Regions from separate parts of the Mus musculus genome. Here regions 2, 3, 4, 5 and 6 are each linked to region 1. Evidence: chromatin loops called from intact Hi-C (ENCODE). Cell type or tissue: heart. All regions are shown on one strand. Each heading gives the region's core, and the rest is flanking DNA. Links, peaks and the distances in the headings are about the cores only. Region 1 overlaps Susd4 (sushi domain containing 4). Region 2 holds the start of Capn8 (calpain 8). Region 3 overlaps Susd4 (sushi domain containing 4). Region 4 has its middle 92 kb from the start of Ccdc185. Region 5 has its middle 6.7 kb from the start of Gm46248. Region 6 has its middle 85 kb from the start of Ccdc185.

The links. A loop is a pair of places that touch in the nucleus more often than their neighbours do. Peaks named below come from ENCODE experiments on the same cell type or tissue, not always from the same donor. Only the 100,000 strongest peaks of a DNase experiment are listed, where the experiment ranks them.
Region 2: a loop joins it to region 1, with 5 times the contacts of the local background. A loop is called at or near these places in 23 of 42 quality-filtered maps.
Region 3: a loop joins it to region 1, with 2.1 times the contacts of the local background. A loop is called at or near these places in 5 of 42 quality-filtered maps.
Region 4: it touches region 1 in a loop (2.2-fold over the local background); 5 of 42 quality-filtered maps call a loop at or near these places.
Region 5: a loop joins it to region 1, with 13 times the contacts of the local background. A loop is called at or near these places in 23 of 42 quality-filtered maps.
Region 6: a loop joins it to region 1, with 2.0 times the contacts of the local background. A loop is called at or near these places in 5 of 42 quality-filtered maps.

Annotation. Positions count from the first base shown.
Region 1 is chr1:182,789,773-182,795,103 of GRCm38, forward strand. All of the region lies in intron 2 of Susd4 (sushi domain containing 4), which reads left to right. Among named protein-coding and RNA genes, the nearest start is that of Susd4, 28 kb to the left of the region's middle. In heart, for the core only: a CTCF peak has its summit at 2,878 (motif pointing left); a DNase peak (open chromatin) is centred at 3,139; H3K4me3 peaks cover 724 bases; H3K27ac peaks cover 1,682 bases.
Region 2 is chr1:182,562,180-182,567,510 of GRCm38, forward strand. Capn8 (calpain 8) reads left to right here and starts at 2,828. Exons shown (of 21, transcript NM_130890.2): 1 at 2,828-3,118. The coding sequence starts at 2,882. Gm46248 (a long non-coding RNA gene) reads left to right here. Exons shown (of 4, transcript XR_001779884.1): 3 at 1,745-1,874; 4 at 1,969-2,302. In heart, for the core only: a CTCF peak has its summit at 2,406 (motif pointing left); no DNase peak of the experiment used is centred there.
Region 3 is chr1:182,893,584-182,898,914 of GRCm38, forward strand. Susd4 (sushi domain containing 4) reads left to right here. Exons shown (of 9, transcript NM_001356461.1): 9 at 1,616-3,008. The coding sequence ends at 1,644. Among named protein-coding and RNA genes, the nearest start is that of Tlr5, 59 kb to the right of the region's middle. In heart, for the core only: a CTCF peak has its summit at 2,313 (motif pointing left); a DNase peak (open chromatin) is centred at 2,328; H3K27ac peaks cover 372 bases.
Region 4 is chr1:182,654,981-182,660,311 of GRCm38, forward strand. No RefSeq gene overlaps it. Among named protein-coding and RNA genes, the nearest start is that of Ccdc185, 92 kb to the right of the region's middle. In heart, for the core only: a CTCF peak has its summit at 3,000 (motif pointing left); no DNase peak of the experiment used is centred there.
Region 5 is chr1:182,551,544-182,556,874 of GRCm38, forward strand. It overlaps the pseudogene Gm46081. Among named protein-coding and RNA genes, the nearest start is that of Gm46248, 6.7 kb to the right of the region's middle. In heart, for the core only: CTCF peaks have their summits at 2,601 (motif pointing right) and 2,820; a DNase peak (open chromatin) is centred at 2,628.
Region 6 is chr1:182,661,102-182,666,432 of GRCm38, forward strand. No RefSeq gene overlaps it. Among named protein-coding and RNA genes, the nearest start is that of Ccdc185, 85 kb to the right of the region's middle. In heart, for the core only: no CTCF peak of the experiment used is centred there; a DNase peak (open chromatin) is centred at 2,740; H3K27ac peaks cover 257 bases.

The DNA.
Region 1 (5,331 bases), core at 269-5,268:
ACTTGGGGGTGATGTTTTTGAAGGTGGGCGACATGGACCTTGGAGGTGGTTGGACAGAGATTCTCCCGTGCAGTTGGCTGTGCTCCCATTCTTAGGGTGAGAATCAAACCAGGGGCGTGGAGAAGGGTCAGGGAGAGCATGTGGAAGGAAAGCCACTGAGGTTCTCGCAGCGGTCACACTTGGACGTGATGTTAGAGAGGAAATTTCACCCCACCCCATTCCATGACTGAGTGTGTACTTATTGTTGAATGTTTTAGAAAATATCTGGTGAAAACAAAATTAAGAAAATAAATCTGCTAAAATGTGATTTTTTTAAATATTTTTGTACACATTTTTTTTCTCCCTAAAGTTGTACAGTCGTATTATGTTGAAACCCGGTTTTGCCACTTAACAATATGTCATGGTTTTGTTATCATATTAGAATTTATCTATTATAACAAACAACACTTAAACTTGTGGAGAAAACGTCGATTTTACGATACTCTATTTAACCACTGTGCTGTACATGTCGTGGCTCGCAAAACCAGAGTTAGTTTATCCAGTAAGGGAGACAAGCGGCTTGCTAAACACAAAGATAAATGTGCACTTACAGACTTCAAGTGCCAAGGAGGAAAACTACCCGGTGCTGAATATGTCTATTAGAAAAGAGGGGGGTCTGCATTTGGAGAGCACTCAAGGGCTTCAGGTAGTGTTGATAGATTGAAGCTGGGGAAGATCAAGGAGGGGGGTGTTCCTCGTGGAGAGAGCAGCCTGTGCATGGATCCTATCCTAGGAGATAGCCTAGCCTGTTTGTGAACCTGAAGGCAGGCTGGTGTCGCTGGAGCACAGGGAGCCGGTATGTGTTTCTTGGCTCCTTTGCTTTGTCAAAATTTTTCTTAAAAAATAAATGGGTGTGTGTTCATGTGTGTGTATGTTTTCATGTGTTGTATGTTCATGTGTGTGTGTGTGTGTGTGTGTGTTCAGTATGTGTTCCTGTGTGGGTGTGTATGGCTTGTGTTCATGTGTGTGTGTGTGTTCATGTATGTGTTCATGTGTGGATGTGTCTGACTGTGTGTTCACTAGCCTGGCTGTGTGTGTGTTCATCCGTGTATATGTTCATGTGTGTATGTGTGTGTTCATGTGCATGTTCATGTGTGTGTTCATGTGTGTGTGTTCATGTTTGTGTGTTCATGTGTGTGTGTTTATGTGTGGGTGTATATGGCTGTGTGTTCACAAGCATGCGTGTGTATTTATATGTGTTCATGTGTATATGTATTTGTTCCTGTGTATGTGTTCATTGTTTGTATGTGTGTATTAATGTGTGTGTATGTGTGTGTATATGTGTGTGTTCCTGTGTGTGTATGTATTCATTGTTTGTATGTGTGTATGTGTGTGTTAATGTGTATGTATGTGTGTGTTCATGTGTGTTCCAGTGTGTGTATGTGTTCATTGTTTGTATGTTTGTATGTGTGTGTTAATGTGTATGTATGTGTGTGTTCATGTGTGTGTCCATGTGTGTGTGTGATTGCTCCTGTGTTCACAGTAGCCGGAAGAGGGCATCAGATCCCTTAGCACTAGCGTAACAGGCGTTCATGGGAAATCCAGCCCATTCTGGGCGTCCTGAGATCCGAACTCAGGTCCTCATAACTGATCAGCAAGCACGGCTGACAGCCGAGCCCCTTGTCAATTCTCCTGCTGATGCTTTCCCTCGTACCTCACAAGAGCTGACTTCAGACACCCAGCCCCGCGAGCCCTACACTACATCATGTTCTTGCGGTTCCCATCTGTCTGTAGCCATGTGAATTCAAGTTCTGCCGTCATTATCTCCATGTCGTCCCTGCCATTTGGTGGCATGCCTTGGCAGTTTGCTGCCAACTCAAGGTTAATTAAATATCCACCTGTAGTTTTTACTCTTAGTTATATCTAGATGTGTAGTCAATCCGGGAGTTCGTGTGTGTATGCTGGGAGAAAATGGAGAATTTTATTGTTATCTAAATGATTGGCTGGTTGTAGAAACAGTATTTATCGAATAGTCTATCCTTTCTCCACCGTTTTGAAATACGACCTTCCTAACACACTGACACTGTGTAGATATTTGGGTCGGCTTCTGAACCTTCTATTATACACCATCGATTTGATGTCTCCTCCATTTCGGGCATCTTCCTGTTTTACTCCCATACCCTTTAAAATCTGATAGAGCAAATCCCCGCTCATTACTCTTAATTTTTTTTCAACGTGTTTTCAGTCCCAGGAAATTATTCTTCTGGATAAATTTTAGAATCATTTAGTTAATTTTGCAGATTAATTTGGGGACAAATGACATCTATTCGATACTAGCATCCTCAGAAAAATGGCAAAGCTCTCCATTGTGTTAAACCTCCTCTCTGGTTATTGGGTAGAAAGGACATTTTTAAAGAAAGCAACAGCCTTGAAGACAACACCGTTTCATCCAGAAAATGCCTCGACCCAGAGAACATGGCCAGAGGGAGAACCAGCCTGGACGTTAGGTCGCTGAGGTCCCTCTGTGGTCTGGGTGTGGTCTCTCTGAGGCTTCGGTCCACTGGGCAGACCTTAGCTGTGACTCTGGAGAGCTGTGCAAGGTTAGGAGTTTGATGTACAAAGCTCATCTGTGCTGGGTACCCTCCTCTGGATTTGGCGTGGGCCACATTCACTCCCAACACGATCAGCAGCATCCTAGAATATTTTTCTATGCGACCTGAAGGCCCTGGAAAGAAATTTAACTTTGCTAAGAGAAGTGTACTGATGCCAGCGTCGAAGGGAAGGGGTGGGGGCGGGGCGGGGGCGGGTCAGATTGCTGAAAATGCTCTGAGGTCCTGCCCTTACCGAATTGAGAGCGCCACCTGCAGGCAACACTTCGCGTGTAGTCCTTCATTGCTGTGCCCCAAGCAAGGGGGCGAGACATTCTAGTTTTAAAGTCAGCCTGGACCTGTGAATGTTTCAGTGCCTTGTCTGTAGGTCAGGGCCTCCGGGCTTGTTTGCATCTTCTGTTCTGCATGGGGAGTTTGATAGGAGCTGACTGCCTGCTACCTCCCACCCAGCTGGGAGGCACATCTGGAAGAGGGACGAGAGGGGCGGTGGGATGCTTAGGGTTCTGCGGCAGCTGCCTTGCTTCTCCTGTAGCCTGGGCTGGCAAGATCAGCTCAGCTTTGCTATTTTTAAACTGTCCGCTATGCTCTGGTGGAGGCTGCCTGCACCTCATGCTGAATCATGATCCAGCCTGCTAATTGCAGCAGCGCCTGTGGCCTGCCAAGTACCCAGACAGGCATCTGGTTCTGCTTTTTGGGTTCCTGCAATAGGACAGACAGAATGACAGACACTCCTAGAGGCAGTGGTACCAGGCAGGCCCAGTGAGTACTTCTGTGGTACTCCTTACCTTTGGGTTTAATAACGAAATTTATAGACACAACACCAAACAGCACCAGAGTGTTATAACTCACGTGTTAAAATGAGGGGCTTTAGGACTCTGTGTATTAAATATACATACTTCAGTCATCAAAGTCGCTTTCATTCCTTCTCTTAGAGCAGGTAGCAGCCACAAGCAGACCATATTAACAAGAATATGGGTATCACACACAGGTTGTTGTATGAGGTCGACTGTCCTTTCTTAGAAACCAGTTTTGCCAGGGCCATTGTTATATTTCTAAAGCAATGGGGAATGAAGAATTGTTCCTCCAGGGGGCTGGCAACCTGGTGTTCTTTCTCACCGGGTGCCTCTTAGCGCGTTCCCTCCCTAATGTCCCTAGCTGTGAGGTCATGGGACTAAGAAGGGCCACATGTGTGCTCCTCCTCTGAGGACTGAACCCTTAAGCCTCATCTTCTTCCTGGAACCTCGTAGAGCCAGTGTGTGCATCAGGCTTGATGCTGTGACACGTGGACAGAAGCCACCTCTATACTCCTAGGCACCTAAAGGACTGAGTGTTGACAACCCTTGCTTACCTTTGACAATGGTGTGGCTCTCAAGAGACATATTCCCATCTCTTTTTAAAAGAAAAGGTGGCTGGGTTTTTAACCAAAGCTGCTCTGTAAGTGTTCGTTTGGGTCTGCCCTTTGAGGAGAGACCTCGCCTGCTCAGGCATTACCAGGTCCGGTCCCTTTGACCCATCAAAGTGTCAGAGAAACCAAAGCCTGGATTTCTATCTTCTGAGAGTCAGGACACAAGAGCTGGACAGCACTGAGGGAAGAAATGACAAAGAGCTGTGGCTCCCTGGTTCTCAGGCAAAGGGATGTATTGCCTCTTGAAATTATTAGGTCTGTTCTTAAGGTATAGATCAGCCCGAATTGCTTCTGCACAAGCCAGGTAATCTTCCAGGATTTGGCTGCATGTAGTCAACTACAGAGAAGGCAATTTGAGCAAGATGATGGTGGTACTGTCCTTTGTACAAACTCTTGTAGGGGAGAGTTAAAAAAGACGGCTTCAAGGACAGCTGTCAGAGGGGGGCTGGTGGACTGAAAGTCTCAGTTCTGTTAACTGAACAGATTGCCATTTTCCTCCCTCAGGACTGCTGGGGATGTCCTTAAGACGAGTGGGGACAGTTATAGCGGGCGGGCCTTGGGGCTGGCCCAATTTTGGAATGCAGTGGTACAGGCTTCTGCGTCTTGCAAGGGCTCTGATGCACCATCCACAGGGCGTGTTCAACCCATGGTGCCTGACTCCCCAGCAATCTTGAGAGGCTTTCTACAGACTCCTTGGCTGAGTCACCGTCGACTCTGAAGGCAGGCTGCGGAATGGAGGAGTTCCAGATTTGATAGCTGTGAGGTCCTAGCGAGTAGCTGGTGTGGTGGCCTGCTATCTCGAATATCACTTCAGCTCTGGAAGGGATCAAGCCATAGAAAGACCACAGAGATTTCAGGACATGACAGGCTGGAGGGAAGATGGTCGGTTGGGATGATGATATCCTCTGTCCCATTTGATCGATGCCCTATTTGTACCCAGCCCCTCTCCTCCCTGAACCCTCTTTTGATCCTGGCTTTCTACTCTTTCCCCTCCCCAGAGATTCCTGGAGAGACCGTTCTCATTTAGCGTCTTTCCTCATCTCCGACTTGACTGCTCAGCCCACAGCAATCTGGTACCACCCCCACCACGCCACTGAAATTATCCTGGTAAATGTCGCCTCTGAAGACGTGTGAACAGCAGATCTGTGTGTGGTGGGTCTTGTGAGCTCTTTTCTGTCTCAGGCTTAGCAGGAGTTGACTTCTAGCCCTCTCTCTGCCATGATGCTTGGATAAAACTCTCTTCTGCCCTTTCTTTCGCTAACCATCCCTACTCTTCCCTCAGAGGCCTACACTCTATTCTGTCTTAGTCCACCTCAGTGTCCTGTGTGACCTCATCTA
Region 2 (5,331 bases), core at 278-5,277, 230 kb before region 1:
TGAGAGGCATACTTGGGCCCTTGGGTGTAACCAAGGTGATCTATCTTTCTTGCTGAGGGGACACTACTGCCTGGCTCCCTGTAGCCAAGGAGGGTTTGCCTGTGGGTGAGGCTCAGGGGCCGGCTATTTGCCAAGAGGTGCTTTTATTAAGTAGGAGCTGCCAGGCAGGTGTCTGCACAGACTCCTTGCCTCTGTAATGGATCCCGAGGCTTCCTGGCAGGGAGCTGTCTCTGGCTCTTGCAGCTGTCTCAGGTTTAAAGTTGGGAAGACATCTGTCCAGATGGACAGAGACTGTGGGTACAGGTTGCTTCCTCTTTGGTGCCTGGCTGGATAACAGGTAGACATGTCGGCTCGAGAGGGGCTGCTGTGCCGGGCCTCCCTGAACCATTTACCTTTTTTTTTTTTTTTTTTTTTTTTCGTGACTGGGCAAATGAGGGCTCTATTTGCAGCGGCTCAGACCTGCCTGCCTGATGAGGAAGGGCTTCTTGGTATAGCATCTGGATCGGGAATGAGGCAATTTAGGAAGGGGTGGGGGGGGTGGTGGGAAGGAAGGATAGATGGCTAACCCCAGAGGAGCTCCCTCGTGGGGAAGTAGAATTACCAGCTGTGCAGCTTCTGTGCTTGGAAGAGGAAGGGCTTGCTCTTTTTTTTTTTTTTTTTTTTTTTGTCAGTCTGAGAGGGGGGCGGTGCTTCAGGGAAGCATAGGGAAGAAACACAGAGGAAAAACAAACGCTCCCATGAGTTCTTTATTAACTAACCAGTGACCCTGTCTGGGGCTACCAGGTCTGTAACATCCTGGGTCTATCTATTTATCTACTGGAAATCTATCTACTGGAAATCTAGATATGCGGTTGTTTCTTCATATAACAAATATTTACTGTGTTTCTGGGAGAGTCCTAGGAGCCGGGGACTGAGTGGCAAATAAAACTGGTCCCGATAAGTGTCCTTGTGGGACACAAAGCCTGATGGGGCCGAGAGGCTTTAACTCACTGAGGACAGGAGTCCGTGCTGGGCGAGGCTTTGCGTACTCATCTGATAGTGTGAAAGGAGGGAGGGGCTAAATTTGAGGGGTGGCCTTGGGGAAAAACTTCCGGGGCACAGGTCTGAAGGATGATCAGAGAGCAGAGCAGAAGAGTATTGCAGTTTGGCAGGAACAGCGCCTGCAAAGCCCTGAAGTGGGACAAACACGACATCCCCTAAACAGAAATCAATGCTCCATGGAGGAAGGAGAGACACGGGAACAGGTGGCAAAGTCAGCAGGACGGGTGTGCTCCGGCTCCCACTAGCCACGCAGAAGCCCGGCGTTCCTCTTAGCTTGCTGGGGATGGCCAGAAAACTGTGTTCAGAGCAACCACTGGTTCCTGTGACTCAGCACGAATCTCAGTTAACTAGGCAATAGGGTCAGGAATAAAAATGCCTCCTCCACCCAAATTAGGGCTTCAAGGCTTCTAGGATCTTCAGTGTTCCAGGCAACGTCAGGGGATGGGGTGGAGCTGGGGTTCTGGTTTAGAGGAAGGGTAGGTCAGCCTTGTGCAGGGTGGAAACTTAGCTGTGAACCCTCAGTGAGCCCAACACTGAGCGAGTGTTAACGCAAATAGAGGCGTTGAGGGAGTAATGGGGGCTCCTGAGGCACGGAGGAGCCAAAGCTTTCGTATAACTGCCTCCTGTCCTGGAAGGTCATGCTGACCTTGTATTTCTGGTGAATCACGGGAAACCCTGCTTTTGTCTGTTTCATGTCTGGCAGGTAAACATGCTCTCTCAGAAGCACCAAGCTCAGGGCTGAACACGTGGATGACCCTCAGCGGGAAGACCGGCAGCCTCAGAGGCTGTCTGGTTCAGAGACCAGTGTGAACCCGCTTTAGAATCATCTGCAGGTGAATGGTCTAAAGACTCTGATATGGGTCCTAGAGACTTAGCTCAGAACTGCTGAATCATGATTATTTTATATTCTGTTTTATTTCATTTTAGAGACAGGGTCTCACGTAACCCAGGTTGGATTTGAACTCACCATTTAGCCCACAGTGACCTCAGACTCCTTATTCTCTGGTCTCTACCTCTGAATGTAGATTGTCCTGCTTGTGCGGCAAGCCCTCGTATCCACTGAGGCATCTTACAGCCAGCCCCCAGAACACTCTTTGAGATGGTGGCGATTAATGCAGGTTACTAGGGAGACTGTGTTGTGGGTAAGTAGTTCAGAGAATTCTTGTCACACTGTACTGGCTGCCTGTGTCTTCTGTAACAAACGAACACAAGTGACTGAAAAGAGCAGAAGTTGGAGATGGAGCAATGGCTTAGGGTTTGAGAGAGCACTGGCTGTTCTTGCAAAGATCTGCGTTGGACTCCTAACACCCACATGGAAGCTAACAGTTGTCTGGAACTCCAGTTCTGGGGACTCTGGTGCCCTCTTCTGGCCTCCAAGGACAGATCACTTATGTAGTGCACAGGTGTACATGCAGGCAAGGCACCATGCTCGGTAAAAATGAAAGAGCAGAGGGTTAGTCTCTTTCTGTTCTGGGCACCCACAGACCTAAGTCATTTCCACTGGACTAAAACCAAGGCATGAGCAGGGCCTCTCCTTACAGAGTCTCTGGAGGAGAAATCACCCCAGCCTATCCAACTTGGAGACTCCTGATAGCCTCCATTGTGGTGTCCAAATAGTGAACAGCAGGAGAAGGTGGGGCAGAGTTGCCTGCACCTTGGATACATATTTGACTCTGTTTATGACTCATGTCCCTTTGGAACAGGGCCTCCCTCAGGTGCAAAGTTTACAGGCCACACCTCCTTGGGAGCTGCCTTAAAGGGCAGCATCCCCATAGGGCAGATGTCTGAGAGGACACAGAAGCCCTGCTTTCCTGTCACCTACAGGACGCACAGGCAGGCCATGGCAGCCCTGGCAGCTGGAATATCCAAGCAACGTGCAGCTGCTCAGGGCCTTGGCTCTAACCAGAATGCTGTGAAGTATCTGGGCCAGGACTTCGAGACCCTGAGAAAGCAATGCTTGAACTCAGGGGTCCTATTTAAAGACCCGGAATTCCCGGCATGTCCGTCAGCTTTGGGCTACAGGGATCTTGGACCAGGCTCTGCAGAAACTCAAGGCATCATATGGAAGCGACCCACGGTAAGGCAATAGGGAAGTGACCATGGCAAGGCACAATTGAGTGTCACACAGGGTACAGAGTTGTCACATCAGGTCAAGAGTTGAAGTAAGTAACAGTGCAGGGTTCTGTTTTCAGATCCTATAGTTCTGATATCCGCCTTACTTCCTAACATTATTTCTAAGGAAGAACACACACAAGCTTTAGAGCTGGACAAGTCAGACCTCATGAGTGGCTCTGCTGATGTGGCCTTGGCTCTGCTGATGTGGCCTTGAGCGACAGCTCTCTGAGCTTCAGTTTTTCCACCCTAAAAATAGTGCGGCTGGAACCATTGTATTTCAGTGTGGTTAGGAGAATGAGAAATAAATCTCAGGGTGTAATTGTCCTGCGTGTAAGAGACACAGAACACAGGGTACTTAGCACTGCACAGTGCCCCCGGGCCAGCACACAGGGGAACAAACCAAGGTTAGACACAGTCAGCTAGGGGCAAACTGTGATAGCATCGCTGCTGAGGGACATGGGTTACTGAAGGTCATAGAAGGTTCCACCAAGGCTGGAGAGAAGAGAGAGGTGGAGGCCATCCTAAAGTTGGTGGGTGTGGTCACACTGTGGTCTTGATGTACATGTCCCTGATGATAATGGATGCTGTGCTTTCTATATCATGGGTGCATCCTCTAGAGGGACAACTGTTTAAAACCTTTGCTCATTTCTCAATGGTTCTGCTTGCTTTTTTGTTTGACTTTGCACTTTTGAGGATAACCCTTTCTTTACTTTGGGAGCATATATGTGTATATATATATATATATATATATATATATGTGTGTGTGTGTGTGTGTGTGTGTGTGTATATATATATATTGCATCTAATAATCCTGGACATTAAGGTGTTTGCTTCATTTGCTCTTCTGCATCCTGATAGCCCTTTATTTTTACACACATACAAGAGAAAATATGTGATATTTATCTCTGTGAATTGGGTTCACTTCAGGTAAAATGGTGATTTTTTTTTTTTGCTTCTGTCCATTTTCCTATAAATGACATGATTTTCTTCTTTATAGTGAACAATACTGCACACACACATATAGCCCCACATAACTATATATTTTTTTATTTATTCATCTGTGGATAGGTACCCGGTTGACTCCATACCATGGCTATTGTCAGTAGAGCTACAATAAACATGGGTGCACAAGTGTCACTATTGTAGCTGACTGTGATTCTTTTGGATCTACACCCGGGGGGAGTATGACTGCTTCTGCTTGTTCTTATGCTTCTAAGTAGAAGGTCTACCTAGGCTCTTGTCTCAAGGAACGGAAGACACATTTGTCTACGTGAAGGTTGCCAGATCACACTTGGATTCTCAAGATGAACGCTCTGTTGGGAGGTTGAAATCCCTTAGGGTTTTTCTGTTTACATGGGTGAAATGCGGCAACTCTACCCCAGAGACAGCAGCTGGTTGCGCTGATCTCCAGTGCTCTTAGCTCCTTGTCTCACCGTGTGGGCTCAGCATCTATCCCAAGCTCCTGTGATGTATGTAATGCCCCGTGTAAATGGACTTAGCGCAGCCTGGTCAATATTTTTTTTCTTCTGCCAGAAGTATCCTTTCCCTCGACTTGGCAATTGAGCAGCATATTGATCTTAAGGAGAAATACTTAGTCAAGAGCGAAGCCACACCAAGCACATAATAAGGACCCCGGTTAAGAGACACATGGAGGGGTCGAATTGTTGGAAAGTTACTGAATGGAATGCAGTAGGCTCAGTTTGGAGCATCCATTCTTTCTCTAACTGCTACCTCTTGGATTAGTAGCCTTAGGGTTTCCAATTCAGCCATGATTCTCCTGTGCAGGGAGGTGTCTTGGGGAGCTTTAGCTAGTTAAGGAGGGGACAAAGAATAGGCAGACGCTGAGTGATACTGTGGTGGAGAAGAACGTGGGCTTGGATGTTTCACAGTGGTCAGGGTTCTGGTCCCTCATCTATCATCCACTAGCCGAGTGACTGCGGGTAGGTTACCAACTCTCTCTGAGAACCGGTTTCCTCATCCATGAAGTGAGAATCGCAGTCTTACCCACTTCCTTGGGCTCCAAGTGAGTCTGGATGAAAGAATATGTATAACCTAAGAAAACGAGTTGTCTCTAGCTGGCATTCCATGACAGAATGTCCAGAGAGTACCCATTAAATGGATAAAATGCACGGGAGCTCAGCGAGGAATCACTGAAGCTCCACTGTGCAATTAGAC
Region 3 (5,331 bases), core at 137-5,136, 100 kb after region 1:
CAATGCCACCATGCATACAGGGCCTACCTTCCCTCTCTGGGTCAATGCCACCATGCATACAGGGCCTACTTTCCCTCTCTGGGTCAATGCCACCATGCATACAGGGCCTACCTTCCCTCTCTGGATCAATGCCACCATGCATACAGGGCCTACCTTCCCTCTCTGGGTCAATGCCACCATGCATACAGGGCCTACCTTCCCTCTCTGGGTCAATGCCACCATGCATACAGGGCCTACTTTCCCTCTCTGGGTCAATGCCACCATGCATACAGGGCCTACCTTCCCTCTCTGGGTCAATGCCACCATGCATACAGGGCCTACCTTCCCTCTCTGGGTCAATGCCACCATGCATACAGGGCCTACTTTCCCTCTCTGGGTCAATGCCACCATGCATACAGGGCCTACTTTCCCTCTCTGGGTCAATGCCACCATGCATACAGGGCCTACTTTCCCTCTCTGGGTCAATGCCACCATGCATACAGGGCCTACTTTCCCTCTCTGGGTCAATGCCACCATGCATACAGGGCCTACCTTCCCTCTCTGGATCAATGCCACCATGCATACAGGGCCTACCTTCCCTCTCTGGGTCAATGCCACCATGCATACAGGGCCTACCTTCCCTCTCTGGGTCAATGCCACCATGCATACAGGGCCTACTTTCCCTCTCTGGGTCAATGCCACCATGCATACAGGGCCTACCTTCCCTCTCTGGGTCAATGCCACCATGCATACAGGGCCTACCTTCCCTCTCTGGGTCAATGCCACCATGCATACAGGGCCTACTTTCCCTCTCTGGGTCAATGCCACCATGCATACAGGGCCTACTTTCCCTCTCTGGGTCAATGCCACCATGCATACAGGGCCTACTTTCCCTCTCTGGGTCAATGCCACCATGCATACAGGGCCTACTTTCCCTCTCTGGGTCAGTGCCACCATGCATACAGGGCCTACTTTCCCTCTCTGGGCAATGCCACTGTGCACATGGGGCCCTAACTTCCCACTTGGGGCCCTATCTTCCCACTTTGGGCCCTGAGGAAGGCCAGTGCAGTGGACTGCTGCCAACCTCACCTGTGGGGTGACACACCCCCACCTGACCCCAGAAAAGTGCTGTGTGCTCAGAAGTCACTTTAGCCATGTGCAGTGAAAGGTTCATCTGCCATGAGGAAGACCATAGCCCATGAGAATATTCAGGGGTCCACTTCCCAGGGAGGGAAGCCTGGCACAGCTCTGTAAAGCGTGGCTACATTGTGCAGCAGGAGCAGGGTAGAAACAGGCCTGCTGGCCCCTCAGAGCACCCTTCCTGTGCTCCTCCCTGCCTCTCTGCACTTGAAATGGTGACATTTTGGCCTAAGCCACTATGAGGGCTTGTGGTGAAAGTTTAACATTATCCTTTTTATGAGCTGGATATAAAAGTCACAAATTGTTCTCTAGCGGATAGATGGTGTACAGGGCGGGGAGAAGGGACGCTGTTTTATTTGACCTTTAATGGACACATGGAACTTAACGTTTTCCTTTCTCCGCTGATTTCTAGGATGGAGCTGTTTTAATGAGGCTTGTAACTCCATGTAGCTTTCAGTCGAACTAAGCAAATAACCATCTCTTGCTTTCTTTCCAGAGATCCCGCTCATGGAAGAGGACCCATAGCCTGGTGACATCCTGCTAGTCCCACTGTCCCCTTTGGGGAAAAGAGCCTTGAAGAGAGACCACAGGAGGACAGAGCTTGGGGACCAGGGGTCATTTTTAATCTATCTACATAAGGACAGTGATTCATACCGTACATCTCCAGCAGGACTGTGGGTCTGGCCAACAGCAAAGGCGGTGCTTTCAAATGAGACTCAAGGGTTTATCATGACCAGCAGGGAACCAAGTGCAGAGGGGACTCTCTCTGCCTCACCCCTGTGTCAGAGCTGGGTGTCTCTTGCTACAGAGCGTGAGACTGTGCCACACACATCCTGTTGCTCCTGCTAACAGCACTCCCTGCTCCTCTGAAAGCATGTCACATTGTATAAATTTGCTTCTAAAATCTGCTTTGAACTGTCTAGGGACTTTAGATCTGGACGGGTCAGCCTCTGTAAAAAAAAAAAAAAGCCCACGTTGACCTGCAAACCCAAGAGCAGATCCTCTCTTTGCCCTTCTTAGTAAGGGACGGGCTCCCAAGGAAAGACTCTCATGTGACACTCAGACCATCTCTTACACCTGGACAGCCAATCAAAGCAGGATGTGGCGGCTTGAACGAGAAAGGAAAGGATAAACAAGCCAACTCCGCTTTCTGAAAATTTCTTCATGCCAAGCCCCTATGCTCTGTGCTGCCCCCTGGTGACATGTTTGTAGGCGTGGTCTGGCAGTGGACCTGCGGTGTGGAATAGACCCGTGGCTTTACACATGGTGAGAACACGTTCAGATGCATCTTGTGGTGGACCCCGTAACCTGGTCATGTTTGGTTTTGGCATTTGGCAGACTCCACTCAAATTTATCTGCTCATGCCTTCCTATGTGGGTCATTGCTGTCACTCTACCCCGACCCTAAAACCTAACCATTCTTTTATTTTCCAAAGTGGAAAGTTTCTGTAAACACGGTCTGCATTTGGAGGGAGAAGGAAGCGGGAGCCGGATCTTTTGAGACCACTCCCAGCCCCTCAGCTCTCTTTTTTGTCCTGCTCAGTCCAAAGGCTGGCCTCCCAGCCCCAAGCCACCCTGCCCTCTTGCTTTCGGGGGGCCTTTGGCCCTGCCTGCCTGCCATCCCGTATTTCCATGAGGGTCTCATGGCACCCACTGGGTGTTGTGCCTAAGCAATTGTTTGATTTTTTTTAAGAGCCTCGAGTCCAGAAGTGTCTCTTCAAATACATGTTGGTCCATGGTGTCGTTTCCATCCCTCCTCTGGGTTGTAGACAAATATGAACAAAACTCTCATCCAATAGAATCACTGTGCTGCTAGAGCACCGAGGGACGGAGGCTTGATCGAATCCTGTTTTCTCTCAACACAGACTGATTAAAAATTAAAAAAGAAAACGACAGTTTGAAGTGTGACTTTAATGGTGGGGTGGGGTGGGGAGGGCAGGAGGTGGGTGACGTTGGTTGTGGGTGGTAGAAATAAAATGTGGGATTTAGAACACTCAGCTGAAGGAGACACCGTATCAAAAGGGTGGGCTTTGCCCTGACGTATGCACTGCCACCGTTAGTGGCAGAGTGCTGCTAAGCCTGAGCTTACTGCTGTGGGCAGTTGCAGATTGCTTGAGTGGCAGCTGCACGCCATCCCTGGTGAAACTCCATGTCCTCAGCTCCATTTATTAAAGGAGTTGACATATGGTGACTGACATGTCACTGCCTTGACATGGACAACATCCAGGCAGCCACACCTCTGCACTTTGTTCTCACACCTGTTCCCTTCCATGCCTCCTTATTTGGGTTGTGTCCCAGAGACCTCTGGGTAAGAGTCCCATCTCCCAGGAGGCACACAGAGCTGTCTCAGGCCATCCCTGCCTCTCTTTGGGAAATCCTCTGGCAGCAGGATGGCCATCTGACCTGGTCACCAATGACCAGGGTTGCAACCGGGCCCCAGGAAGAATGACAGCACAGCAGGCATCAGGGAGCTCACGGGTATCGTTCTCATCTGGAGGCTGGGTGGCAGTGGGGGGAGGAGAGACCATTGCTGTGTAAACACAGCATCACAATCTCCAAACCACTCACCCGCACCCTGCCTGATAGCACTCAACTCTGTGCCCATAGCAAGCATCTTCCTAGATGTTACTTAGGGTTCATTGTCCCACCCTAGGTACTTCTGACAGAAAGAAATTTGGTGATGTTCCAAGAATGGTGTCGTCCCAACAGAATTCCTTTAAATATCCCAAAGTCCCTGTAGTGCGAGGGAGCAGGTCACCTTCCACAGACCTCAGTGTGGAAACAGACAGGGCTATGGAGGAAGGAAGAGTACCCGTCTTGGCTCTCTCTCGAGTACCAGTCTCCTCGGGCTTGGGCAGTGCCCACCTCGGGGCTGCATCCAAGCTGCTGCAGAGCAGCCCAGTGCTGGCTGACTGGTTCCCCAGTGTGAGCACAGCACAGGCATCTTCACACTTCATTACCGTGTAGCTTTTCTTAATTGCAAGGTTGTGATTTGCCTGTGCGGATGCTTCAGGCCCTTTCCCACCTAATTACACTCGGTCTAGCAGCTGGCACACAGACAAGGCTGCCTTCTGTTGCTACCGAAATGGTCCCTGGCCACCAGCGGGTCCAAGATTATCAAGCGCAAAGCCTCCTGGTCCCCAGCCCATTAGGTCCAGGGGCTTCTCAGATTCCATCCTCCCTCTACACAACAGGTATTCAAATCCCCTCCCACTTGGACTGTAGCTCTCCAGAGCATCATGGGAGAGTGTGGGCTTCATAGCTCGCCTCCTCCATGGCCACCTGGCTGTGAGCTTAGATCCATTACTAGCTTCACTGAGCTTTTGTTTCTACATGCAGAAATTTAGAATGGTGTCTCCCTGCATTCATTGCTAGGCTGTGCATGGCCGCTGATGTAAGTCAAACATTCAGGTGCAGAGGACTCTTGAGACAGGGCAGCTGCAGGTCAAAGGGGCGAGGCCGCCATACAGATTGGTCCCTCACATGCATTCTCACACACCTTTCACCAGCCTTGGTCCCTTGGCCCTCTAAGGTATTTGTATATGAGGCTTATAAGGGGCTATCTATCCCAAGTGGAGAGAATAGCTAAGCCACATCTGTCCCTGGAATTGTCCTCCTAGGACCTCATCCCCAGCTCCTGCATAGCAAGCTGTTGTGTAAATGGAAGTGTCAGGCCATGGGCCGTCAGGTCCTCGTGTTCTAGCTCATTCCCAGCCCAGCGCAGCTCTGCTCACCAAGGTCAAGAGAACCTCAGAACCCCTCCGTCCCCACAAACACCCTGAGGATTCACTCATCTCTACAGGCAGCCCTGTAGATGACCACTAACCTGCTCCCTTCGTTTTATTGTCTATTTGGAATTCAAAGCATAAAAGTTCATACCCGTACATCATTTCCAAGGTGATAAAGGAGGAAGTCCAGAGATAGAGACACCTGGTCTGGCAGGCAGAACTGGGTCCCAGAGAGTGTTAGACACTTGTAAAGAGGACAAACCGTGAGCATGGTGGTCCTGAAATCATAAAACTTAATATATAATGTGTATGACATTAATATATAATGTGTGTGTGTGTGTGCGTGTGTGCGTGTGTGCGTGTGTGTGTGTGTGTGTGTGTGTGTGTGTGGTTGACTGCCATATTGGGTAATGTACTGCCTCACACTGGGTAAGAAATCAGTCCCAAAGTGCCTGCCATGTATCATTCTGAGTGACCAGAGTAGA
Region 4 (5,331 bases), core at 172-5,171, 130 kb before region 1:
TGGGTGGATGGCCAGCTTCCTCTTGCGGCATGACAGGCCCAACTGGCCAAGAGCACAGGGAGTTGCTACCCTCAATGCCTTTCAGCAGTGGTCCCCAAAGGGAGGGTATCTGGGAAACAGGACAGGAAAGAACTATGCCTGGTGGATGTGACATAGGGACCAGTAGATCTGACTTCCAGCTTTTCTTCTTCTTTTTTTTTTAAATTTAAAAATATTGTTGATGGTAGTTTTAATGATGGTTATGGAAGGAAGAATAGTAGATATGCCTTACCCATGTGCTGCCTTAACCCAGCAGCCTACTTTTTGTTTCTGGGAGTGAATTAAATCATGTAGAAAATTATTTAATTCATCTAAGTTTTTACTTTATTGGTACAAAATTGTCCATTTATCTTCTTATGACACTTATGTGAAGTTCTATTGGGTTTCATTCCCCTTATATTTTATTTATACTTTTCCTTTGCCAAATTGTGCTCTGGTTTCAAAGGTTTGGCCTGTCTGTATTCTCCATCTGTCCCATGTTGGGACAGGCTTGGCTGGTCACCAGAATGGCACTTTATGGTGGCCCTGCTTTCAGCTCAGAGGTCGTACATTTAACTTGTCACACTAAAAGACTGTGTGGTTTTATACAATCATATATTCTACTGAATTTTCCCCATCTAGACTAAAGCTGTCTCAAGACCATTCTATCAAAATGGAAGGCACACACGCGCACGAGTGTATGTGTGTGTGTGTGTGTGTTGGGGCTGCTTTGAGCATCTTTATAAATGACCTCTTTTTGTTTTGCTTTGTGTGATTTTCTTTGTTTGTTTGTTTGAAGTTTTTGATTGTTTTGACTGTATAACCCAGGCTGGCCTTCAACTAGAGATCCTCCTGCCTTGGCCTCTCAAGTGCTGGAAATATAAGTGTGTACCTCATGCCTGGATGCAAATAACATCTAGTTAACTTCAACACTGACATGTAAGGCAAAGGCAGGTTCCTCCTTTAGAAGTCTCTCCAGGTTTGCATATGCTTGGCCCATGAGAGGTGGTACTATTTGGAGGTGTGGCCTTACTGGAGGAGGTGTGGCCTTGATAGAAGTGTGTCACTGTGGAGGTGGGGCTTTGGGGGTCTCATATATATGCTCAAGTTTGACCACTGTGACAGAGCATCCTTCTGGCTGTCTGCAGGATATAGTCTCCTGCTGCCTGTAGATGAAGATGTAGAACTCTCAGCTCCTCCAGCATCATGTTTGCCTGCATGCTGCCATGTTTCCCACCATGATGATAATGAACCTCTGAAACTGTAAGCCAGCCCCAATTAAATGTTTGCCTTTATAAGAGTTGTCTTGGTCATGGTATCTCTTCACAGCAGTAAAGCCCAAACTAAGACAGTAGGTCATCGATGTTGAGGGCTTAACAACCCAAGATAAGTTTCGCCTCCTCACTTTCACAGTGTTTAAAGGTAGCTGCCAAGAGAATCGAAGTCACCGTAGATGCTCCACAGGAGGGTTGTTTGAGTATTCTAGGTGGATTTGACTGCTGGTGGCTTTCAGAACACATCCATCCATCTCTTGCTATCTGCATCTGGTGATGGCAGAAAATGAGGAGCAGCAGAGTCTTGGCTGACTTTTAATTCTCAGCCTGAGGCAGGCATCCCATTCTCAAGGGCTTTTGTTTCCCGGCAGGGAGACGAGACGTGTGTAGCGATGGACTTTGCCCCTGCCATTCACATACATGCCATTCTCTTATGTGTGGGGTTATTTGTGTAGTGCTTCCCAAATGCCAAATGACTGCTGAGGGGATGACATCATCTTCACATCAAACTCCGAGGATACGGAGGCAAAATACTGCTCACCGAGGTCCCACGGGACAAGAAGGAATTCAAGCTGCCACCCCAGGGCTGCCCACAGGCTCTGGATATCTCTATTTGTGCTTGAAGTTTGCTTCCTTTGCAGGACACATTTCCAATTCAAAGAGAAGATTTTCATAAATTTTGCAGAATGACCATAGAGGTACCAGTACACGGAGGGGACTCAAGAGTCCTGGACGGAAGGATTCTTCCCTATGGACAATGAATTTCCCAAGGACAGTCTTTCAGAAGGGTCTGTGTGGGTTACTGTGTTCCTTATTCACCTACCTTTTGTCTTTGGAAGTGCTATGAATTAAACCCAGGCTCTCACATATGCTGGGAGTGTGCTTTACCACTGAGCCCCACTCGCTGTTCTACTTGGAACTAAAGAGAAATTGAACAGTGTCTTTGGAGTTATGGTGTGGCTTGTTCAGATACTTCTTAGGGAGGTAGAGATGGCAGCCGTTGTCCTCCAAGTCCAGAACTGATCACATAATGATGGAACCTGGAAGCAGTCACACAGCCTCTTCAGGCCAGGCCCAGTGTGTGATTAGAAAGAAGAGTCCCAGACTTGGCTGTAGTTACTACCATCTTCTCAAGCCAGGGCCTCTTTGTGGGGTCAAAGAATGGATAGTTCCAAGAGAGAAGGTTGGAGAAACTGGGTGGAATGGAACAGCTGTGGGTCTCCAAAGGGCTCCATACAACACCATACCCCATATTCCAGACCTTGGCCAATGGCATTCTCTGAAGGTCAGGATTCATTGCTGGCCACCCCTGCCTAGCTCTTCATCCTGAGCTGCATTTATATTAGGGAAAGAAAAGAGAGCAGGCATTCCCAGTTCCTTGCTGCCCCAGGAACATATGTAAGTGGGGCAGACACAGAGACTTCCTGTTCCAGGAAGTACCACACACCTCTTCTCATCTGATGCTCACAGCAGCCCTGTGCAGTCAGCAAGATTAATTCCATTTTACAGGTGAAGAGGCTGGCATTCCAATGCTTACCAACCTGCCTAAGATTATGTAGCTAATTAGGAGTGAAAACCCGGCTCATTCGCATCTCCAATGAGCCACAGACTGTGCATGTCTCTCTGCCGCTTTGGTTTCTGTGGGTTTAAAGCAACTATCATTTTAATCCCTTCAGCTCAAATGGTCTGCTGCCCTCTAGGGGTGACTCTTCCTCGGGCATTTACCCCGGAGTCTGCAGGGCAAGAATTCCTTTTTGATCTCCTTGTTTGATGAAGTCCCTGGTGAAGTCTCAACTTCTCTCTGGCTTCTTGGAAGATGGTGGAAGTACACGGGAAGAATGTTTGCCAAAGGCCATGAGGCCCCTCAGTTAAATCAGATTTTTAACCACTGCAAGTTGGAGAGACTGAGCTGTTTTAGTGAGCCCCTACTGACATCCTGAGCGGCAAGGCAATGTCCCTTGTCTTTGTGTCTCTGTGGGGGAGAAGGCCCTCTGACTTTGCCTCTGAACTACTGTCCTCTTCTCTTGAAAGCCATTTGGATTTTGCTTTTCTGAAGGAAGGGCCTGTGTGAAGCACGTGTTTTAACTTCGGAGTGTTCCCCGCCATGTCCCAGCAATGCCACCAAAGCCCTTCTATTTCCAGATCTGTGGTCAAGGCTCCCATCTCTGCAGGGTCAACTTTGATGTGTCCACAGCTCTTCTGCAGATTTCTGAGCTTCTCCTGCCTGGGCTAGTCAGTCCTTGAATGGCTTGAGAACAAGAGCATGGCAGACCTGGAAATTCTCCTGGTTCAGCATCACCAGCTATCCGGGCTGGTTCTTGGTCTAAGACTTCCACACTAAAGTCAGACACACTCCACAGGAAACTGAGGCAAGGCCGAATCAGCACCAGCCCCTGCTGGTACTCGGATGCCTTATTTCTTAGCTTTTCATTTGCTAAATCCCCACTGTGTACAGAGCAGGCTGCTGGAAGGAGCAGTTGCCTGTGATGGGAGACATACCGCTGAATCTAGATTCTCTCTCAATCTCCTTCCAGTTTGGTTGAGTGTGTGTGTGTGTGTGTGTGTGTGTGTGTGTGTGTGTGTGTGTGTGTGTGGTAGCCTAACACAGCAGCAGACTTCCTTGCAACTGAATGCACTTGTGATCCAGTCTTGAATAACGAACGAACAAGGAGAGCCTTCTATGGACCTTCAGGGAAAGATTGTCTGGCAAGACGAGTTGTCTTTCCTTCTGACAGGATTATGACGGGCCTAGGGGTTGGAACCCATCTTCCACTCTGTGGGATCCAGGCTGACACTGCAGATAGCAAGGAGCAGAAAGCAACTGGCCCTTGGTGACTTCATCACATGGAATTAAGCAAGCTGAGCGCTTCCAGTCTGCAGACTTCTCGATGAGACAGGGGATCAATATCTCTATTGTTCAAGGCTACTCAGTTGGGATATCGCATACTAAGAGAAAAGGAATGCATGCAGGTAGCAGACTCTTTCAGGGAGATTAGCATCCGAAGAAGACAGGAAATGCTCCTGTCAGGCCCTGAAGAGAATTCACCAAGCAACAGCATACCTGTGATTTACAGCTCAGTCTTATTGTACAAGAAGAGACTCCCATAGAACAGTGTGTAAGGCAAATTACAGTTCTCTGGAGCTTTCCTCAAATATTTCTGAGGTAGTCTCCTGGCATTCATAACTGGTGTTCAACTAACGATTGTTCCTAACACGTTGGAATTTCTGTTTTGACAAGTGGTAAGTGGTAAATATCTAGAGATTTCTACCATTAACTTAGTGTGTGAGCCAGGTATCTTTTAACCACATGAATATTTATCTATTCATTGGATTGTTCTAGTAATTTAAGATTTGGTAAATAGAACTTTTTTTTTAAAGATTTATTTATTTATTACATGTAAGTACACTGTAGCTATATTCAGACACTCCAGAAGAGGGCATCAGATCTCGTTACAGATGGTTGTGAGACACCATGTGGTTGCTGGGATTTGAACTCTGGACCTTCGGAAGAGCAGTCGGGTGCTCTTACCCACTGAGCCATCTCACCAGCCCGGTAAATAGGACTTTTGAATCCTTTTGCCTGTGGTCCTGCCTGAATATCAGGGTCTTCAATCACCTCTATTATTCTCAAAGACAAACTTGGGGGCAGAACTCGGATTCTCTCATCCCTTCGTCATCCCAGGTATTTGCTGTTGCCCTGGTTATCATAGATCTAATGCAATATAAACAGGTATTTGGGGCTTGCGTTAGTATTTTTCGGTTGTGATAAAATGTTGTGACCAAGGGGACTCACGGGAGAAAGAATTTATTTTGGATTATGGTTCCAGAGGACTAAGGACCATCATGGGGGAAGGCATGGCAGCAAACAGTAGATATGGCAGTCACAGCAGGAATCTGAGGACCTAAAGATCACTCCCAGTGATGTACTTCCGCTGGCAATGCCACCCACCCAAAGCTTCCCAAACAGGGCTAACCAAGAGTTCAAATACTGAAGCCTAGGGAATAACAGTTCTCATTCAGACCACCCCAGGCTGAAACT
Region 5 (5,331 bases), core at 136-5,135, 240 kb before region 1:
TTCTGTTAGTGCTCAGCACCCCAAGCACCCCTTCCTCTGCACTTATAAAGTCTATTACCCACTGCCCACAGTGGAACGGCTCTCCCCACTTCAGCTAACAGGAGACAATCCCTCACGGGCATACCCAGAGGCCAGCTTGATCTGGACAACCCCTCGAGGAGACTCCTCCCAGGGGATTACGGATTGTCTCAGGTTGACAATACTGACCCCCAACACCATGAAACTGCTCACTTGATAATAAGATAGAAAACTGTATGTCATATGAAAGCACAAAAACTCAATGCAGTGCGCAGATTCCACAATGGTGTGGAGGACTGTGGGTACAATAAAGTTAAATCTCCGGACAGAAAAGCAGAGGCATGTAGCATCGCTCTCCAAGTCTTGTTTCTTGCTACAGGCCTGGGATGACTCTGTTCATTATACTGTTCAGACCGCCTGTGTCTTTGCCTTTTTATCTGTTCATTTTATCAGTTGCTAAAAGTATTGCATTACAATCTCATCCTCAGATGTGGTATTTTGCCTCTTCTGACCTGCACAATTTTGCTTCATGCATTCTGAGGCTGTGTTGAGTATACAGAATTAAACTAATTAGTGCATCTTCCCAGCGAACGCACGTCCACAGGTCGCCTTACCTCTAGCAATCATTTGCTCTCAAGGTGGTTTCTGCGATGTTAGCTCAGCCCTTCCAGTTTTCTCTTAGCATCTTATGCATCTTCCCTGTTCTTGCATCTTAACCTTTAAGCTGTACCACTTGGTTGTTTTGAGCTAGTCTGAGAATTAATTAACCAATTGACTTTTAGTTCTGGGCCAGAACCTAGGGCTTTATTGGTTCATTTTTATTGTCAGTTTGATATAAACTAGAGTCAGATGAGAAGAGGAAACTCAAGTGAGAGCTGTTTCCATCAGACTGGCCTGCAGCAGTGTCTGTGAGAGATTGTTTTGATTGATACCTGAGGGCCCCACCCACCGAGGGCAGCATCTTACCTAGGCAGGTGGTTCTGCGTTGTCTAAGAAGCTGGAGAACAAGCCAGGAAGCATGCCCATCTGTGGTTCCTGCTGCCTGGTTCCTGTCTTTTTTTTTTTTTTTTTTTTTTTTTTTTTTAAGATTTTGTTACTGTCTTCAGACACACCAGAAGAGGGCATTGGATTCCATTACAGATGGTTGTGAGCCACCATGTGGTTGCTGGGAATTGAGCTCAGGACCTCTGGAAGAGCAGTCAGTGCTCCTAACCGCTGAGCCATCTCTCCAGCCCTGGTTCTTGTCTTGAATTCCTTCCTGAGTACCGTCAAAGTCAGAATGTGACCTGGAACTGTAAAAGGAAGCAAAGCTGTAGCCCTCTCCCTCCCCAAGCTGCTTTTGGGTAGACTGCTTTATCACAGCGGCAGCCGAATGAAACTAGAACAGGTCTTGAGCCTATGCTGTACACAGGGCTACAGCCCAACAAAGTTTTGTTTTCAAAGCATAGTTACTGAGACCCAACGTAACTGCTGATTTATTGGTGTCTAAACCTCACGCTTCCTTTTTTATTTGCCTTACTGTTTCTATGCTCTTTTCCTTCTCTGTATGCGTTTTCTCTTTGATCAACTCTTTCAAATTATTCTATTTCACCACTAGGCAGGTTACTTAGTTATTCTGATACTTTATGGTCACCTAGACCATAATGTCAGTCAGGCAGAGGTTGAGAAACCCGTCTCGATCTCCTATTCCTCCACACTGACAGTTACCCTGGGAGTTTTGGAGAAGTCAGGGTTGCTCTCAGGTGGCTCAGGCCAGCTTGTTTTAGCGTGTCACAAGACAGTGGTGTCCAGGGCACAGATGCTCAGAATGACAAGGAGGCTTGGGTATCTCAGCCTGCTCCATCTGTCCCGAAGCTTCTTCTTAGCCTTTCCTCTAATCATGCCAGCATCCTTGGTGTCAGCTTCTCATCCATTATGCCATTAGGGGCTGCAAAGTGTTAACTTTTGTCACCTGACTAGCTGGAATTATCAATTATTCTTATTTTGAATTAAATTTTTATATCTATCTATCTATCTATCTATCTATCTACCTACCTATCTGTTTGGGACAAGGTAGTCCTGGGTGTCCTAGAATTCACCATGTAGACCAGGTTGAGCTTGAACTCACAGAGACCTGCCTGCCTCTGCCTACCGAGTGCTGAGTTAAAGAAGTGTGTCGATATGCTTGCAATGATTTGATTTCATTTATGTGGATGTGTTTTGATTACGGGTATGTTTCTGCACCGTATGTGTGTTCACAGAAGCCAGAAGAGGGCGCTAGATTCCCCAGGACTGGAGTCACAGAGAGTTGTGAACTGTCACGTGGGTGCTGAGAATTGAACTCAGCTGCTCTGCAAGAGCAGCCCTCTTAACCACTGAGCCATCTCTCCAACTTTTATCAATTATTTAATTACCCTGAAATGCAGTCCATAGGAAAGACGGAGTAAATGCAGAGTCTTTTCCCTTTATCATTTTTCAGTATCCCCAGCCACTTAAAAATGATATGTTTGGTAGGTGTTTTCCAAAGCACCGGTGAGACAAGAAGGGCTGTTGCTACAGAGGTGACGCTAAGCCAAGGCTGTTTGAAGCAAGCCCATACATAGGCTTGCTGGGAGCGAACTGGGCTCTAGGGGGCAACAGAGACCAGCATGTGCTGCAGTGGGGGCATGTGCTGCAGTGGGAGCATGTGCTGCAGTGGGGGCATGTGCTGCAGTGGGGGTATGTGCTGCAGTGGGAACATCTGCTGCAGTGGGGGCATGTGCTGCAGTGGGCGCATGTGCTGCAGTGGGAGCAGCTTCATTCCTTACTTATCGCCATTTGTTACCACTGATTTGAGTGACCTATTTCCACTGATCTAACATGCTGTATCCTTGTGAGCTCTACAGAATACCTCAGGGTTCTTGCTACATGTCTCCTGGGGTAGTGTGTGTGTGTGTGTGTGTGTGTGTGTGTGTGTGTGTGTGTGTGTGTGTGATCTCATTGGGAACCTCACAGTCCCCATGGGGTTCTTGAGACAAGATAACAGCTTTCAGTGGTTTAAGTCTTTGGGAAAGGTCAACATGTTGCAAAGTGATTCCACATCCGATAAGCTAGTGGTTCTCAACCTGTGGGTTGTGACCCCTTTGGGTGCACATATCAGATATTTACATTATGGTTCATAACAGTAACAAAGATTAGTTATGAAGTAGCAACAAAATAATGTTATGGTTGGGGGGGTCACTGCACCATAAGGAACTGTATTAAAGGGTCGCAGCATTAGGAAGGTTGAGAACCACTGTTTTAAGCAGTGCTGAGAGTACCTTCGTACCTTGGTATTAACTGAGACTAATGAGTTCAAAGTTTGATTCTGGTATGAACGGGCATTGCAATGAAGCCCCCTTTCCCCATCTGTAGGACATGACTGATGGTGTTGGGCATTGCACAGGACTGATGCACAAACAGGAAATGGTACAAGGAAAGGCCCAGCTGGTTTTGCTTTCTTAAGATAGGATCTTGCTGTGTGTCACTGGCTAGCCTAGAAGTTGCTATGTGTAGACTAGGCTGGTCTTAATGCGTCATTATGCACCACTTCTGCATCACTATGGCAGACCACTTTAATTCCTCTTACAATGAAAACAACAACAGCAACAACAGAAATAACAGCAACAACAGCAACAGCAACAACAACAGTAACAACAGCAGCAACAACAACAGTAACAGCAGCAGCAAACAACAATAAAACAAATCTTCAAATAAAGCTGACAGTTAAAGGGGACTCACCATACTTATGTTTTCAGACTGTCAGGCAGAACTCAGGAGCATATGCTGGCAGTGACAGAGCTTCTAATCGCCTCCATGACGGTTGGCAAAGCGGCCTTGACTGCCTGCTCTTATGCAGTTACCTTCTATAGAGTAGAGCAAGGCTGGCTCCTGGGAGTGCTCACACACTGGTCCCTAGAATGTGGAAACAGAAAGGGCTCTGGAGGCTGTGGCTGGAAAGCTGCCATCCAATGCTGCCACAGCCACCAATCGCTGGCCCTGTCAGTGACCTCTAGGGCCCATGTGGCATGGTTCGAGGAAAGATCTGGAATAATCCGGATCTCCCTTCTTGGGAATTGAGGCCAAGAAACAAAGGAATCCAAAAGAAAGGCTGTGAGACGACCAATGGGGAGTTCCAGTTGTGCTGGAACAAAGACAGTGAGTGTCTCAGGAGGCTAGCTGAGCGCAGGACTAAATAGATGGTTGGCCCATGCCAAGGCTCGCTGATAGAGGAACAGTGGACTCAGGACCTGCATGGCCTTCTGGGTCTCCAAAGCTGTGTTTAACCTTTGAGTTTTGGAGGCTCAGCTCCATGCAGTCTCTGGTCCCTGACTTCCTGTTCTTAGGCCTAAGATTTATTTTATTTATTTTATGTATATGAGTATACACTGTAGCTGTGTTCAGTCACACCAGAAGAGGGCATCAGATCCCATTACAGATGGTTGTGAGCCACCATGTGCTTGCTGGGAATTGAACTCAGGACCTCTGGAAGAGCAGTCGGTGCTCTTAACTGCTGAGCCATCTTTCTAGTCCTGGCCTAACTCTTCTTAATCCAGCATTTTCTCACAACCTGGTTGACTTGCATAGCAGGGTGTGACTCACCTAGGGCACAGAATCAAACTGCAATAGTTCAAAGCTATTCTCTTAGAATCTCTCCTTAAAGGGAGCGGCCAAACCCTCCCTGATGAGAACGGGCTGAGCAGAGCCATTGTTTTAATCGAAGAACAAATCATAAGCAATCCTGTGTCACTTCAGGCTCTGCCTTTTCTCGGGATCATGTGACCTGAAATATGGCAGTCCCTGTGTCATGAGGACAAACAAGCTGCCCATAGGAAGTCCTACTGAGGAACCCGAGTGTGCGTGTGCGCCATCTTGGTTCTAGCTCCCTTCACTCCCTTCATGCCATCTGTTGATTTCAGCCCCCTTCTCTCCCCTGTATCTTCCCAAAGCTGCAGCCCCCTGAAAGTCACTCCAGGCCAGAGCCACCCCTAAATTCATTCTTCTCAGAAACTGTGGGGTAATAAATGTTTGCTGTTCTAGACCATTAAGCTCGGGATAATTGGTTAGTAGTAATAGATAAATCATACACATGTGGATTGGCCTCATATTAAATTAATGCTCTCCGACTCAAATGCTCCCAGATGCTGCCTTCTATAATTATGCATCTTGCTCTTTCTCTTAGGCTCAGCCTCCCCGCTCCGCCCCCCCCCCCTTTTCGTGCTTTCCTAATGGCCTGAATACCTATTTTCCAAGAGAAAATCAAACCAATTGGAGCTCCCAGGCTCTGTGCTCCCACCTCCCTCCCCACTGGATCTG
Region 6 (5,331 bases), core at 129-5,128, 130 kb before region 1:
GCTCCGGTCTCCTCACCCAAGCTCAGGACACAGATGTTTTCTGGCATCGGTGTGGTAATACGCACAGGGCTGGCCAAAAGCATTCCTTCCATTATCTTTTCTGATTAAAATAACAAAGACTTCTGGTTTCCTGTTTGAACCGTACCCGATACAGAGCAAGGAGGTTGATCCTCTGCCATCCCACTTCCAGACAGAAGGTGTGAAATAGACCATAATCAAAGGTCATATGGCACCATGTACTAAAGGCAGTGGGGCACACCAGACAAGGTCCTGAAACATAGGTTCTGACAAACTGATTAGTCAGGTCTCTAGAGTGACAGAACTTGTAGAATGAATCGGAATCTCTTTATAGAGATTATATATATATGGGATTATATATATGGAAATATATATGAAATATCTCATATAGTCATATATATCACATATATACATGATTTATTACATACATATCATATATATATGTGTGTGTGTGTGTGAATATATATATATATATATATATATATATATATATATATATATATATGATTTATTAGAATGACTTACCGGCTGTGGTCCAGCTAACCCAACAATGGTTGCCTGTAAACATAAGGCCCAAGAATCCAGTAGCTGTTCAGTCCGCGAGGCTGGATGTCTCAGCTGGTCTTTCATATACACTAGAATCTCAGAGAAGTAGGCTCTTTGAGAGCAACTTTCTTCTCCCATGCCTTTTATAGAGGCTTCCAGCAGAAGGTATGACAGACTAAAGGTGGGTCTTCCCACCTCAAAGAGTTGGATTAGAACTAGATCTTCCCACTCCAAATTATTTAATTAAGAAAATGTTCCTCACAGGTACGCCCAGCCAATTTTGAGTTTTAGTTTATTCCAGATGTCGTCAAGCTGGCAGCCAAGAGTAATCATCATAGCCTGTGACCCTGGGGTCTTCCGGGACAAGAGGCTTCGAGGCAACTGAGTTCTATGAACTCCCGCTGGCTACGCGTGGTAGAAGCTCAGTATGGATCCTGTCAAGGAATCCATCTAGCTGGGACACTGACCTCAGCTTATGGGAGTGAAAGGAGCCACTGATGACCTGGAGGCCAGGAAGAGAAAGTGTAACCAAATGGAGAGGTTCGTACACAAGGAAGCTAGTGACACTGGAGCCTGTGGTTCGGGGTGTCCCTAGAGCAGCCGTGAGAATGTCTACAAGACAGCAGTACCCCTAAGTCCAGAGGAAGTGGATGTAAATCATCTGAGGGGTGATGGAGGGGACGCTTCTCCTCCTTGCAGGACTCCTATCCTGCCTTCTTGCCCCTGCAGGCCTGGTCTGGGGGTAGCAAAGAGAAGCCTCTGGTTTGGGCCAAGATAGAATCTGGTTTCAGCCTGAGGCTGGCATTTCCAGTGCTACACCATGATTGTGACTGTGAGTCCCACAGCACTGAGTGTGTTGCTCCAGAGTGACCAGAAGAACTGTGAGCCTCAAAAATAAAGATGTGTGTGTGTGTGTGTGTAAGGGGGGGGGGAGCTGTGTACCCTGTGTTTCAAAGCTGTCTGATTTAGGGTAGCCATTCAGTAAGTAATACACTCGGTGAAGGGTGTGTTCAAGATATTTCACTAGTCAGCTTCTGTCACGGTATTCTCCTTGACAAATGACTTGAGAAGTAGTAGCATTTCCATCCAGTCTGAGTTCTGCAGAACTTGGCTGACTTAGGCTGCGTGTGACTGCAGCTGTTGGGGGCATCTATCTCTGTCCCACACATCTCTCATCTTCCTTTAGATCCTGGGCACAGAAGACATGCTCCTCTTATGACAAGAGGCAAGCACCCAAGAGGGCAAACCTAAGCATTTCCTCCTGCCAAACAAGTACTGTAAACACTGTCAGAGTCCAGGGTGGGGAATCTAACAGTGAAAGTGAACAGGAAGAAAGGAGACCGAGAGTTCAGGCAACTACAGGTACCACAGTACTCTTTAGTCAAAATGTTGGGTTTAGGGTGGAAGCTGGGAAAACTCACTTCAAATACAGAAGTTCTTTTTCCTGAGCACTCAGGGAGGGGCCAGTGAGGGCTCTGAATCCCATCACTGAAGGGAGATTGTGCAACATTTCTAAATGAATGGGGACACGAAGCAAGGGGGCGCTTGGGGGGGCTGCAGTGTTACCTAATTGTATTTTGACTTTCTGAGTTAAGAAGAGAGTGCCTGCTGGAGACTGGGCTGTATGTATCCAGGACACCTAGCTTCAAGGTCCTTAATGCAGTCTCCTAGACATTAGGTCCAGAGCTGAGGGGACAAAGGAGGTCAGCTGCATGCAGTTAGTTAGGGCATATCAGGCAATTGGTGATATATTTTTGTAACTTATGCACCTTTGTTTAGATAGCAGCAACTTTTATATTCTTTACTGGTTAACAGACAAGTAAGAAAACATTTGGAGATGTTCTTAGGCCTGGGAACATGGACTTGTTTAACCCTGCCAAGGAGAAGTTGCCGGTGAGATGTCTGGACTCAGACAACTGTTCACCACAGAAGCTATATGGAAGTCCCCAGCTCCTCTAGAATCTAGGACCTTGAATTTAGTTTCTCCCTATGATTAACTGGATTCTGAAAATGAAACGGTAGTGCTTAGAATAAGTTTCTTTTGCCCGTTCTCAACAAAACTGGAGGATAAACACGGCTCAAGTTGTTCCCTGTGTGTGTGTTCTCGGTAGAGCAAGAGTGAGCAAGTACAGGCTGTCTCGGGGACTGGTGGTTGCCAGGGACACCAGACTTGGCAGCAGGAGTTCTGAGCTCTTGCTCTGCACGGTGACCCAGAAGAAAAGTGAGACAAAGCACTGGAATTCTCGGGCTGGGAACTACTGTCTGGAACCAGCCCCGGTGACTTCCCACAGGAGGAACCTGTGTGCCAAGGAGTGCGGGTGCGTGCAGGAGCCGCCTACTGTTGCTGTCCTGAAACTGAGGATGAGTCTCTGCTGTGGATTCACACATTCTCCTTGCCCTGGGCCCTGAAGTTTGTGTGAATTTCCTGAAGATTTACCAATGCCATCCCAGCTCTGGAGGGTCTACTGCTCACAGATCACTTGTTCATCAATAACAATGAAGTTGCAGCTGTCGCTTGCCCAGTGTCTATCAGAGGCTGGACACTACACAGATGAGAACTTTATAAGCAAATCCCTTACCCCTAAGAAGATATTCCAAACCTCGGGTCAAAGTTTTAGATAATAGGGCCGATCTTCATTGTTAGTTTATTGTTAATTCATCCTTGATCACACAGACCAGATTTGAGTCCATCGTTGTTTCCTCCTAAACCTTTCTAATGAGATGATTCGTTCTGATGCCCTGTGGCAATGTGGGGATGTGGAGTGCTTGCAGGGATTGCACGTACTGTTGACATTGATAGCAAATGCATGCATGGCATCAGCAGTGTACCAGATGCTGTTCTAAGCAACACATCTATGCATACAACACATATGTGCATGTAATGTATATTTATGTTCATTGATATGCATGTGTGTGTGTGTGTGTGTGTGTGTGTGTGTAGGTAGATAGGTAGGTTCTTTTAATTCATATAGTAGGAACTGTTTTTAGCCCCATTTAAGAGAGAGGAGGACTGAGGGAAACTTGTCCACAGTTGTGTGGCTGTAAGGCAATAGAGCCAGCCCTTGAACCCGGGCCATCTGTTTCTAGAGCCTAAGCATTCAAGCATGTGTTCTTTCCACCTCTTACCTGAGTTGCCAAGACAGAGAAGAAGAGCTTTAGAACTACAAAGTGGTCTATGCAGGGCTTTAGGGAGCCCTGGAGAGACCACGGCAGGGAAGGGGAAAGGCCAGAGCCATGGGAATTAGCCATGGAGAGCAAGCAGAAAGAAGGGCCTAGAGAATGTTCAGCTGACGTCTAGTCAGCTCCTGGGGATCTCTGGCAAGCCTTAAGTAAGACAAGAGCAGGGAAGACCTCCCACCTGCCTGGTTACAGAGTTTACATTGTATCCAGTGAAACTCAATCCTCTCATCCTTGCACAGCTGGCTCTCCAGAGACAGGAGGTAGGTGATCCTGTGGCAGTAGGGGGCCCGGAGGTGTCAAGAGGAGCCTGAGGTGCGGGTGATGCAGGGACTCAGAGGTCAGGGTCATTTTGTTACCTCAGCAGGCAGATCTGCACATACAGCCAGAGGGAAGCTGCTGTTCAAAACTCAGTTCTGTCCTTTTTGAGCCAAGTTCTTAGGGGCCTCTCTCGCCTCTGTCCTCAGTAGACTGTCTGACAATACTGCTCATTTTCAAAGGCAAATCTCTCTACTCACCCAGGTTCCGATTTTCTCGGTATGCTGTTTGAATCTGCCCTGTAGACCCAGAGCTGGGGGAAAGTCCAAACGGCGAGAGCAGGCTCTGTGACCACCTGTGCTGGGCCACGTGACAGAGGGCCTGGAGTGTGTGTCCCCAGCCCATCTCATGCGGGCTGGCGCCCTGTGATCGCAGATTGACACTCATTTTAGTAGTGTGGCATCAGAAGCATCCTTTGAAGGTGGAGATCATGAGTTGTTGGCATCTCTATGCAGGTAGCAAGGAGCTAGACCAAACCCAGAGTATTGGTTAGGCAATCATGGTTTCTAGAAATGTGAAGGTAGATGGGTTGAGGAGAGCTGGCGGGTTAGCGAGAGCTAAAGGACAAAAAGAGACCCAAGTTGTGGCAAGAAGATGGGAAGAGCAGGCTGGTGTGGAAGAAGGAAGACTAAATCATGAGGATGAAGGTCTAGACCAAGGTGCTCTACAGAGGGTTCATCATCATCATTATCATCAATATTGTTATTATTAATTTACATGTGAATAGGTGTTTTTCCTGCATGTTTATCTACACACCACATTCATGCCTGGTGCCCTCAGAGGCTAGAAGAAGGCACCAGGTCCCTTGAAGCTGGAGTTTCAGATGACTGTGAGCACCATGTGGGAGCTGGGGCTCTAACTCGGGTCCTCTGAGGGAGCAGCTACAGCTCTTCCTGTTTTCCTGACAGGTTCTGAAGGAGAGCAGTTGTGCTGACTGGGGATCTCTCCAGTCTGACAGACACCTGAGGTAAACAACCTGGGGACAGGATGGTTTATTTTGGTCCTCATTTTGGGAGCTACCTGTGGACCATCAACACTTTGGACCTATAGATTAGCAGCCTGTTCCTTTATGGTGAGAACTAAGCCAGTTATCTCACTGCTGAGACCAGAGAAAGAACAAGACACCATTCATCTACAAGTGCAGTGATTGAAAGACCTCCCACTGGGGCCTCTTAAAGGTTCAATAGCCTTCCATTAACACCAAGCAGGGGATACAAGGACTTTGGGGGAGATTTTAAGATAAAAACTGTTGCAAAGACACATCTAGAGGAG